Regions from separate parts of the Homo sapiens genome. Here region 2 is linked to region 1. A link is a loop called in an ENCODE intact Hi-C map of the cell type or tissue named here. Cell type or tissue: endothelial cell of umbilical vein. All regions are shown on one strand. Each heading gives the region's core, and the rest is flanking DNA. Links, peaks and the distances in the headings are about the cores only.

Region 1 (5,475 bases), core at 558-4,557:
ACATTCTCCTACTTCACCATTCTTGGTTATGTGTGTGTGTGTGTGTGTGTGTGTGTACACTGTTACAGGCTGTCTCTGTACTGAGGATAAGCCTGAAGTGTACACTTAAAGTTTTCTAGCGCTTCTGTGACCCCGTGCCTTTTCCTGGGCATGTGTGGTGATCTTCTAATTTCTCCCAGATATCTGATACTAGAGGTACACTGGGGAGATTCTAAACTATTCAATTGTGCCTATGGCATGCATGGCAGAAATTACTAATTGATTTTGGCTGTCTTTGATACAGAACCCCAAAATGGCTTTAGAATTATTTCCAACACAATACTAGATTATTACCAATTCTACCAAAGTTTTTATTCTAACTTTGATGTTTTTTAAATAAAACACTCCAAAGGATTTGAGTCATTTAAAAGCGCAAAGCAGACACTGTAGTACAATAGATGTTATTCTTTCTACTTCCTGCCCATATAGTCTTCCTCTTTAGCTTTCTTTTTTCCTTTTGTGTTTCTGTAGATGCTACTAACATTGAGATGACTATAATTTTTAATGATAAGCAGAAGATTTTTAAATTTCTTGCTCCAACATGAGAATCTACTCACTCTGGCTACTTGCTTGGTACATGGTAGTAAGGTTGCTATTTAATAGCTTTTCCTGAATCTCTATATATTGAGAGTGTGTAATAGTCAACTCAAATTATTGCTTTTTAAATCTATTGTTCTCTATACCTAGAGATGAAATATCCTTTTTTTATATGTTAGCTTAATGTCATGCTGTGTTTCTGTAGCAATTATTTGTATGGAATTACCCGGTAATTTCACTATACTTTCCTTCAATGTAGACAGAAAAGATTATACCATCATTTCACAGTGTCTCTTTGATTTGTCACACTGGGCATTAGGAACTACTTTTGGAAAAAAAAGCAATGAAGCAAAATTGTTTCTCTTTTCAATAGAAAAATTCTGTTTAAGGAAATAAAAGTATTTTCCTTATGATAACAGATGAAAAAATATACCTGTCTCACTGCTGGTAAACTCTTCCAAGATTAGAAGGTGCCTCTTTTCAACGTGACTGGCATATGAATAGAAGGTGTGGAAGCCATTGCTATTGGCAGGGGAAATCAAAGATTTGGCATTATGGGTTTTCCTGCATTTCACAATAATTTCAGTGTCTGGGGGCTAGTTCCTGGGAATTTAGCCTCTACTCTAGGAAAAGGTATGGGTGAAGATGCTGGGGGGTGGGGTGGGGCGGGGCTACTTTCCATTGTAGCTACTTGGAGGAGAGAGGGACATTTGGCAAATTCCTGCTAAATGTCAGGAGCTTTACAGCCATTATTTTTCTTGGTCTTTTCAATAATTTCGCAGAAAGTATTATTTTTTCCAGATGAGAAGACTGAGGCTCAGAAAGATTAAGCAATTGTTCCAACTGCCCATATTTAAACAGAGGTTGCATTGTAATTAAAATGAGGTCTGGATCATAGCTAAACATCCCTTCAGTTTAACTAAAATTTTGCATGAATCTTTTAATCTTTCATTGATAACCATCTCCAAATGACTATTCATGACTAATCTTGGCTTAGCATAGTACTGCTACAGTGCTTTCTCACTTATTCTCATAGCCTGACTACAGATTGCAAAGTCAAGTACTCTTTCCCCACTCTTGACAATCCATTCATCTCCTGTGAGTATGGATTTAGTGACACCTAATGTCTTGAGAGCTTGGGGGGTCAAGGAGAAGTCTGCCCTTCAATTGTCTTAAGCCAGAGTGGCGAAGAAAGAGATCTGGTGCCGGGCCATACTCCCCAGTCTCTCTCAGCACGTCCCATGACTTTTTCTAATATCCACTGCTGTCTTTCCATTCTAGAAAAGAGAAAGATGATCCAAGTATCTGTATGGAAAACCTAAGGCATTGGGGGTCTCCTGGGAGTCTGAAGCAAGAGGACTGAGATACCCTCAGAGGTATTGAGGTACCCTCAGTAAAGGGCAGCAAGACATGACTCCTGAGGAGAGTGGAAAAGCCAATGTTTATTCTGGCTGCCTTCAATTCAGTCATTGCATTCCACATCTCTCTCAGGCCTTCCTAAGGTCCCAAATGTGGACAAGTGTGGTATGAATAATCTGTATGACACTAAATATTTCCTTTATCCAGGATGGGGCAAAGAGGAACTTTATATAAATAAATATCAAGGGGAAGTGGTAACATAGTTAACAAATGGCAGCTAAGTTACTTTCTGATGACTGCCCAAGGTCTCTCAAAGTACCATTTCTGCAAAGCATGTTGTTGTAATCAGCCTTCTTGGATTAATGCTCAGAGGCAGTAAACAAAACACAAAATAAAAAAATATATACATGACAAGCAGCTGGCTAGTACCATCTAGTGGTAGCAAAGAAGCAATAACTTTTAAAATGACCTTTTAAAATGCGGAAAGGGGGAGACTGAAACCATCCATTCCTTTCTGGGGACATGAATGGTTTACCACGAAGGTGTAGAGCTTCATTTTTGTCCATGGGAGCTGGAGAGTGGCTCAATGCCAGGACGCTTTTCAGAGAGAAGACAGCTGAGAGAGATTGAGCTGCATTTCGAGATGGGCTTATTTCAATGCCTGAGATAGGGGCACATAAAATTGCACACATAGCTCATTTTCTGTTTGGTTGTCTCTTGTGGGAAGGAATGGTGCTGCTGATCTCTGGGAGAGTTTGGGGGTTTCCTGAAAACCAGCTACTTTGTTTATAAACATTGCCATTCAAAATCCAAGTCCTGGATAAAACTCTGGCTGTGGCAATTGGTTTTGGAGACTTTGTTGTTTGTGACACCTGCCTCCTTGTATCTTAGGCAGAGTTTCAGAGCAGCAAATGCTTGCATGACATTTCTCCAAAGGATTTTAGTTGATGATCTGCATTCCACTGAGCAAATAATTGTCATTGCTATGGTTTATTCAATACCTACTGTGTGCCAGGTACTGTGGTGAGCCTTTTAGCTGCATTGGCTAATATGATTCTCAAGACCATTTTGAGGCAGGTATTCTTTGTCTCATTTATATAAAAGAGAAGTGGGGCTCAGAGAACTCATATGACTTGCCCAAGATCACAGAGGTCATGGAGGTCGTGCTGGGAGTCACTCGCACGGGAAGGTATCTGACAGCCACTGTGGAGGATGAACTTACAGCTTCAGCACCGTCCCTATCCTCAGAAAGCTTATGATATTTTTAGGAAGGTAGGACATGCACAAAAATAGAAATATACCATGAGGGCCTGTGCAAGATGGTTATGTTTCTGGAGATTGCTGACAAGGCTATTGAGTCTAAGAGACAGGCTGAGACGTCAATTCCCCTATCCCCATATGAATAGGCAGCCAAGCCACCCAGAATCATTCGCAATCTCTCCTTCCTCATTGAATGATGTTTAAATGTGCCTGACTTGTTGATCATCAATGAGGTGGCACCTGCTGGAGTAAGAAAATGTTGTGATCAAGAAGATGGATCTGGTGCCAGGACAAGGTGGACTAGAGTAAAGATTCTGGGGCCAGGGAGATTCATTAGGAGGAAGTTGTGAGTCACTCGGGTGTCAGGAGATGCACTGAAATGAAGAGACAGCTGTGGGGATGGAGAGGACGAGCTGACAGGCCAGACACTGTAAAAGAACCAGAGAGAGTAATTGGGCCCTGTTCCTTGAAAGATGAGGAACAAATATGACTGGTGAGAAGGGGAAAAGGCTGTGTGGGTGCTTCTGGGTGTGTGTGACAGTAGGTGTGTGAGTGCAGATGTGTATTTGATTGTGTGTGGGGCAGTGTGCAAGTGTGAGTGTGGGTGTGAATGTGTGTGTGTGTGTGCATCAATGTGTGTATATGTGTGAATGAGTGTGTGTATCTATGTGTGAGTGTGTGTGGGCATGGATATGTGTGAATATGTGTGTATATGAGTGCACATGTGTGAAGGTATGTGTATGTGAGTATGTGTGAGTGTGTGTGGGCATGGATATGTGTGAATATGTGTGTATATGAGTGCACATGTGTGAAGGTATGTGTATGTGAGTATGTGTGTGTGTGTGTGGGCATGAATGTGTATATGTGTATGTAAGTGTGGATGTTAGTGTGTGTGTGTGAATAAGCATGTGTATGTGAGTGTGTGGGTGGGTGGGAATGTGTGACTGAATATATGTGTCTGTGAATGTGAATGTGTGTGAGCATGTGTGTGTGTGTGTGTGTGTGTGTGTATGGAGATCTATCAGGAGAATGTTGTACCTGGTCTCTGAGTTGTTTGTAGAAATGGGAAACAGCTTCTTTTCTCTAACCCATATTGTTTGAGCAGATTGAGCTCTCTAAAGAGATGTTTTTATATAAACTAAAACAAAAGGTGTCTCTTTATTGGATGTGGTAGACAAGAAAACAAAAATTGGAACCAACATCCTATTTTCCTTATTATGTTCCTTTGATTTCAAGGCAAATGGTCTCAATCAAGACATTCCCCACTCTGGACTGAAGGGGCTGGTGGTGGACACCATGTGAATGACCCACCCTGAAAATGACTTGAAAGTTACAAGGGCAGAGCTCCAGCTGACGGCAAAAAGGAGACAGGCCAACTGTAAGGTTTCCACTTTGTGACCCAGGTTTAATCTTCTTACAGTGTGCACTGCACACACATTCACACATATACAAATACACATGTGCACATTCAAACACAAGCACACAAATTCGCATGTGCACATACACACATGCAAACATATAAACACATATGTACACATGGAAACACACAAAAACACACACACACAAATACACACCTATGCAGACACAGGTACATATACATACACATACATGCACACATACACACACAAACATACACACACATATACACAAACACACACATGTACACACACAACACAGCAGTGCTTACTCAGAGGGAATTACAGCAGAAGCAGCAGGAGGTGTTTACTTCTCACTTGATACACAAAACCCAGGCAGAGAAAAACATGTACTTATTATTAGCACAACTTATAAAATCTTGCTCGGGTGTGCAAAATTAGTAATACAAGGAAGTGGAACTATTTTATGGCCAGGGTTTTCTGACCACTATGTCAATTAATTTATATAGACCCATACATCCTATATTAAGTGTAACTTTCATTCCCTCTTTCCCGTGGTGAATGACCCAAAACTTTTAGAAAACTCTTCAGACAAGCAATAAAATAAATTCATCGTTGTGCATGTTGGGTTTGAGGTGATGGTGGAACATCCTAGGTTTGAAATGATTTCTAAGGAGCAGGTTGGAGTGGAGCTTGGGTGAGAATCAGGGCTGGAAATATGAATGTGGAAATGAGCAGCATAGAAGGACATTTTTATTAGGAATTGGAAGAGCTCACACATAATTCAGAAAAACAGCACCACCGGGAATGTCAGCTAATATTATTAGGTAAAATCACTCAAAGAATGCCAGCATTTAATGAAGACCCCCTGAATGTACTTTTATTAAATTGCAAGTGATATGCT
Region 2 (5,475 bases), core at 590-4,589, 52 kb before region 1:
TTAAGCACTCCTGATTGGTGATGTATGTTATTTTAGACTTAAAGATGATATTACTGAGCCACTGTTAGTCAGTCAAGCACTTTAAATCCTTTCCTGCATGGAAAAGGGTTATAGCAAACCATCTGCTCAGTTGTTTTCGTGAAAAGTTAGACACTTATTTTTCTCTTTAACAAGAATGTTTTGAGCTCTGCTACATGGTAGGTATTGCATCAGAGATACATTGATGAATGAAGATAATTCTTGATATTTACTGGAGAAAGAAAACAAATAAGTAGGGTTTTGCAATACAATTGTATAATTTTATTCTAGGAGTGAAAATAGAGGATGCTATGTGAGTATGTAGCAGTGCATCTAATCCAGATTTGAGAGACACTGGGATGGGAAACATTTATCAAGGCAGCACACACCAGTAGACTAACTGACCAGCTGAGTTAGATGTCTGGTTTGTGGCTAGGTCACATTAGTCTCTCTTTATGGATTTGTTCAGATCCTTGGTCTTGTCAGAATGATGCTAACTTTGCCTCTTATTCCAATGGCAATGTGCAATTATAGTTACATCTATTAATGAAGCTAGAAAGCTTTTCTTATTTCATGTCTATGAAAATCTACATTTTAACACCTTTTGTGAGAAACTCTAGTTTACACATATTTGAAAGTCTTTTCATTGAATAAGACACTCAACAAAAATGTAAATGAAAGACCAGCACATTTTCATTGTGATGACAGCAATGCAAATTGATGGAAGAAATGATATCTACCTCATTCTTGTTCTCTCTCTCTCTCTCTCTCTCTCTTTCTTTTCTTCTGGCTTTCTTTCTCTTTTGTTGAGGACACTGAGGCATACAGGAAGGCAGTTACGTGTTCTGGTTTATACCTTTAGATAATAAGACCATTACAGATGAGCTTTGTTAGTCCTACTGAATAACAGTAATAAAATTTACCATTATAATCACTATTATAGTATGACTAGTTATAAATATATTAGGTTTAAACATGACAATGCCAATTGGTATGTAAAAAATGTGGAATATTGGAAATTTTAAATGATTCATATTGATATTATTAGTATATTGTATGTTTAAAAACCATAAATGTATCATAATTCATAAATAATAAACAGTATATGATTTATTACTGAGAATAGATTTGTGGAAGTACTGTACCTCAGAAGCAGGTAATAAGGGGGTGTGTTTCCTGTAGAGAATTTTAAAACAAGAAAAAACAAACTGACTAAAAATCAGCTTCCTTTTTATTATCACCATGGGTTGGCAATTCTAAATAATGTCAGATATAAGATGTTCCCCCTCCAAATAGCTTTTGTTGGTTTAAGTTCCAGACAATTGCTATAGTTACTTGTGGATACATACATGCGTGTACACACAGACACACACACACACACACAGTTCAAATTAGCCCATTTTATTTTTTAGCCTTAAATAAACCTTGTGTTCTATGTAGAAGTTAATTGGGAGAACTTCTGTTTTACAGAGAGTCTTTACCTTGCAGCCTCAGTGACACATGTTAACCTACAATGGCTCTGAATCCTTTACGCTTGCTTTGGTACAACCCCTGTATTTATTAGTGTCCCTGCATTTAAACCATGTGTTCTACATAAACAATAGTAGGATGGGGATTATGAAGATGCAAATAAATAAACAGAACTTGAATTACTTCAATTCTGGCCCTTTTTCTAAAGCGATGAATCAAACAATACCATAGAAACAGAACAGAAACAAATTGTGATACATCTGTATACTGGGATACTGTTGGAATGATACACAAAACAACCTGGCTTAATTTCCAAATAATTATGCTAAAAGAAGCCATCAGAAAAGAGCAGATGCTGCATATATTCTATGTAAATGAAATTCTAGAGAATGTAAATTAAACTATAGTTACAGAACACAGGTCAGTGGTTGCCTGGGATTAGGAGTGGGCGGAAAGTGGTGGGAGGCGGGGATTATAAAGAGGAATAAGGGAACTTTGGAGGCGACGGATTACGGGTGTGTGTATATACATATCAAACTTATCAAATTGTATACTTTAAATGTGTGCAGTCTACTCTATGTTGATTGTACTTCAAGAAATCTGTAAAAATGCTAAGTATGCCACTGTTAAACAAATATAATAAAGCACTGATATATTTATAAACAATTTTCCACCAATCAGGAATTTTAACTTACTGTTTCTCAATCTTGTCTTCTCTATCCAAATGAATCAATGGCTACACTAGATTGGATTTCAGAACTCATCTGGTCCAAGAGAAAGACATTGTCCATTGGAGTGGCTGTGGGGCAGGAGGAATTGTTTTGAGTGGGGATGGCAGTTGATAGATGGTAAACTGCAACTAATTACTTGAAATTTTTTTTCAAACCAGTACAAAATGATTTGAAGCCTCAGGCCAATTTTCAGTAAAATATCAAAGGAAAAGGCCAGTGATGAAAAGATACATAATTTATAATAATCTAGCTGGACACTTACAGAAAATTCTAGGTCAATAGGGGCTTTTTTTGCTTTCTTGATCATTTATAGCCATCATTGCAGCACTTGAGATATTGATGAAGGATATGAATTAATGTGGGATGAAAGAATGCATACAGGTACAAGTTAAGACTCCCCCAGGTCCTTTTATATTTCTTTCTTTTTGGTGGGGCGGGGGTGCAGGGTCTCACTCCTGTTGCCCAGGCTGGGGTGCAGTGGTGCAATCATGGCTCACTGCAGCCTTGATTTCCCAGGCTCAGGTGATTCTCCCACCTTAGCCTCCCAAGTAGCTGGAATTACAGTTGTGCCCTATCACACCCAGCTGATTCTTTGTATTTTTAGTAGAGATGGGGTTTCACCATGTTGTCCAGGCTGGTCTCCAAGTCCTAGGCTCAAGGCATCCACCCAGCTTGGCTTTCCAAAGTGTTGGGATTATAAGCATGAGCCACCATGCCCAGCCCCCATGTCCTTTCTAATCGTCAGAGATCAGATGACTCAGAGATATACAAAGGAGAACAAAAGCAAATAAATCACCAGGCTATAGAAGCAGAAATTCCTGTGGCCTTCCATTTTTGTCTCAAGAATTTTTCTTTATTGCCCCAAATGCTCCAGCCAAAGGAAACAGGAAGTTCTGATACTATTAGGGGACCTCCTTATATACAAATCAGCAGTGCACAAACTGACAGAACATTTCTCATCTATGGGGCAGCAGGAGAGGAAGGGCTTCTGTGACACTTGGTTCAAGTGTTTCTGCTTCCCCACACTGCCCCTACCCAGGTCTAGAAAGGATCCATACACCTTGCGGCCAGCATTTCACTCTCCTGTTAGGTGATGGCTCACCTGACCTGTCTCAAACCAGGCTGGGGTTAACTCAACTCACACCTCTCACAGTCCTCATCACTAGGGATATAATTGCCTACTCTCATTGCATCAGTTGGCATTCCATAACAATCAAAAACAATGAACAGAATTAAACTCAGTTGGTTAAAATGTTGTCTATATCCCATTGAGATTTATAAATGATCTCTACTTATTGGGCCCAAGTCTTAGTGTATTAGGGTGACTGAGTGACAGCATGGTGAGCCTAATTCCATTGAAAGAAGGTTTTTAATGCAGTTCCCCACTAAACAAGAGGCACAGCATGTACCAGACACAGCCACATGGGAAAAACACCATGGTGCTCAGGATGCAGAAAATAGGAGCAAGGGGAAGGTATAGGCCACAGTTTTCAGTTTCTGAAAGAAATGCAAGTTGTGGCAGGGCAAACAGACTAGGATTGGCTCATTTGAATAATTCGGGTGGTTCTGGTGGGCTTTGAGCTATAGCAGTGGTCTGTGGTTGCCTGGCACCTGGCTCTGGGATGATCACGTGAGAGGAATATTGCCTCCTGGGGTGGATAAACCAGATAGAGGAGGTATGGCTCTAGATTGATTAGTTTGTATATCAAAGACATACTCCTGGCTAGGTTATTTGTTATCTTTAAAAATTGGCTAGTCCCAAGAAGGGCAGTCTCTCCTCAGCCAGAAAGGGTTTTCAGGATGTCACAATATGACATTATACAAAAAAATTAAAATATATACTTACAATACACTTCAGACCACATTTCAGTAGCTCCAGGGACCACAAACCAGCAAAATTTATACTCACTCCACACATTCAAAAATGCCATTCGAGAAAATATATCACTTCACTCTCTTGGCAATGGAAAGTTTCCTAAATAACCCCTCAGTAATGTCGTTCAAAAAATTAAATACCATCTGAACACAATAAGGATTTAAATTATGAGCTAGTTTTAAATTATGAACAAACACTTCAAAATATAAGAGTAACTGGAATTCTTTTAGACACATGTCTGTCTTTAAAGATGAGATTCAAGTATATTGGTTTAATTCAAAATTAAAAAAGACTAAAATATCAGTTTTAAAGTTGTGTAACAAACAGAAAATATGTCTTCCGAAGTCAGTGCAGCTTGGTGGAGGACATTGCTGTGTCAGAGGTATTCTGCACTCACTTTTATATGCTTCCTGGGTGAAGTTGTCTTGCCTACCTCTGGGCTTCTGTACTGTCCTCCATGCTCTTCCATCTCCCTTCATCCAATCAAGCTCCTCCTCATGAGGTAAACACTCATCTCTTATGAATCAGCCCAAGCATCACCTTCTTTAAGAAGCATCTCCTGATACTGACCCTACTTGTACACAATTGTCTCCATACAATTAAACTCTCTGCCTCTGCCTTTTCTTGCCCAGTGGCCCATCATAGCAACTTTAGCATATAGTGTCCTTTCTACCTGACCGTAAGTCAGGCCCTTAATTTTATTTGATATTCCATCACTAGCATTTTCAACAATGCTCAGTGCATTGTGATGTTTAATAAAGGCATTTGGAATGGTTCTGTGGAGTTGAAATACCCCTACCAGTTCCTAATGTAACTCCTTTTCTCTCATTCAAATATTTTTAATTAAAAAATCTTACATTTTGAAATAATTTTAGATTTATAGAATATTGCAAAATTAGTACAGTTTCTATATACCATTCTTTCAGCTTTTCCTGACATTCATATCTTACATAACCATGATGCAGTGATCAACAGTAAGAAATTAACACTAATACAATATATTATTAACCAACAATATATTATTAACCAATATTATATAGATTTTGTTTGGACTTCATCAGTGTTCCATGGAAAAACTGTGTCATTTTTCTTTTACAAAATCTAACCCAGGACACCACATTGCATTTAACTGTCTTCTCCAATCTGTGATACTTTCTCTGTCTTTCCTTGTCTTCCATGACTTTGATACTTCTGAAGAGTACTGGATGGACTGGCTAGGTATTTTGCAGAAAGTGCCACAATTTGGATTTGTTTAATGTTTTTCTTCTCTTTTCTTTTCTTTTTTTTTTGAGATGGAGTCTTGCTCTGTTGCCCAGGCTAGAGTGCAGTGGCGTGATCTCAGCTTACTGCAAGCTCCGCCTCCCAGGTTCACGCCATTCT

What was found. Hi-C counts contacts between places; a loop is a spot of excess contacts. Peaks named below come from ENCODE experiments on the same cell type or tissue, not always from the same donor. Only the 100,000 strongest peaks of a DNase experiment are listed, where the experiment ranks them.
Region 2: a loop joins it to region 1, with 2.5 times the contacts of the local background. A loop is called at or near these places in 3 of 110 quality-filtered maps.

Annotation. Positions count from the first base shown.
Region 1 is chr13:34,074,942-34,080,416 of GRCh38, forward strand. LOC124903153 (a long non-coding RNA gene) reads left to right here. Exons shown (of 2, transcript XR_007063754.1): 2 at 4,432-5,475. Among named protein-coding and RNA genes, the nearest start is that of RFC3, 260 kb to the left of the region's middle. In endothelial cell of umbilical vein, for the core only: a CTCF peak has its summit at 2,375 (motif pointing left); a DNase peak (open chromatin) is centred at 2,120.
Region 2 is chr13:34,022,946-34,028,420 of GRCh38, forward strand. No RefSeq gene overlaps it. Among named protein-coding and RNA genes, the nearest start is that of RFC3, 210 kb to the left of the region's middle. In endothelial cell of umbilical vein, for the core only: no CTCF peak of the experiment used is centred there; a DNase peak (open chromatin) is centred at 3,036; H3K27ac peaks cover 658 bases.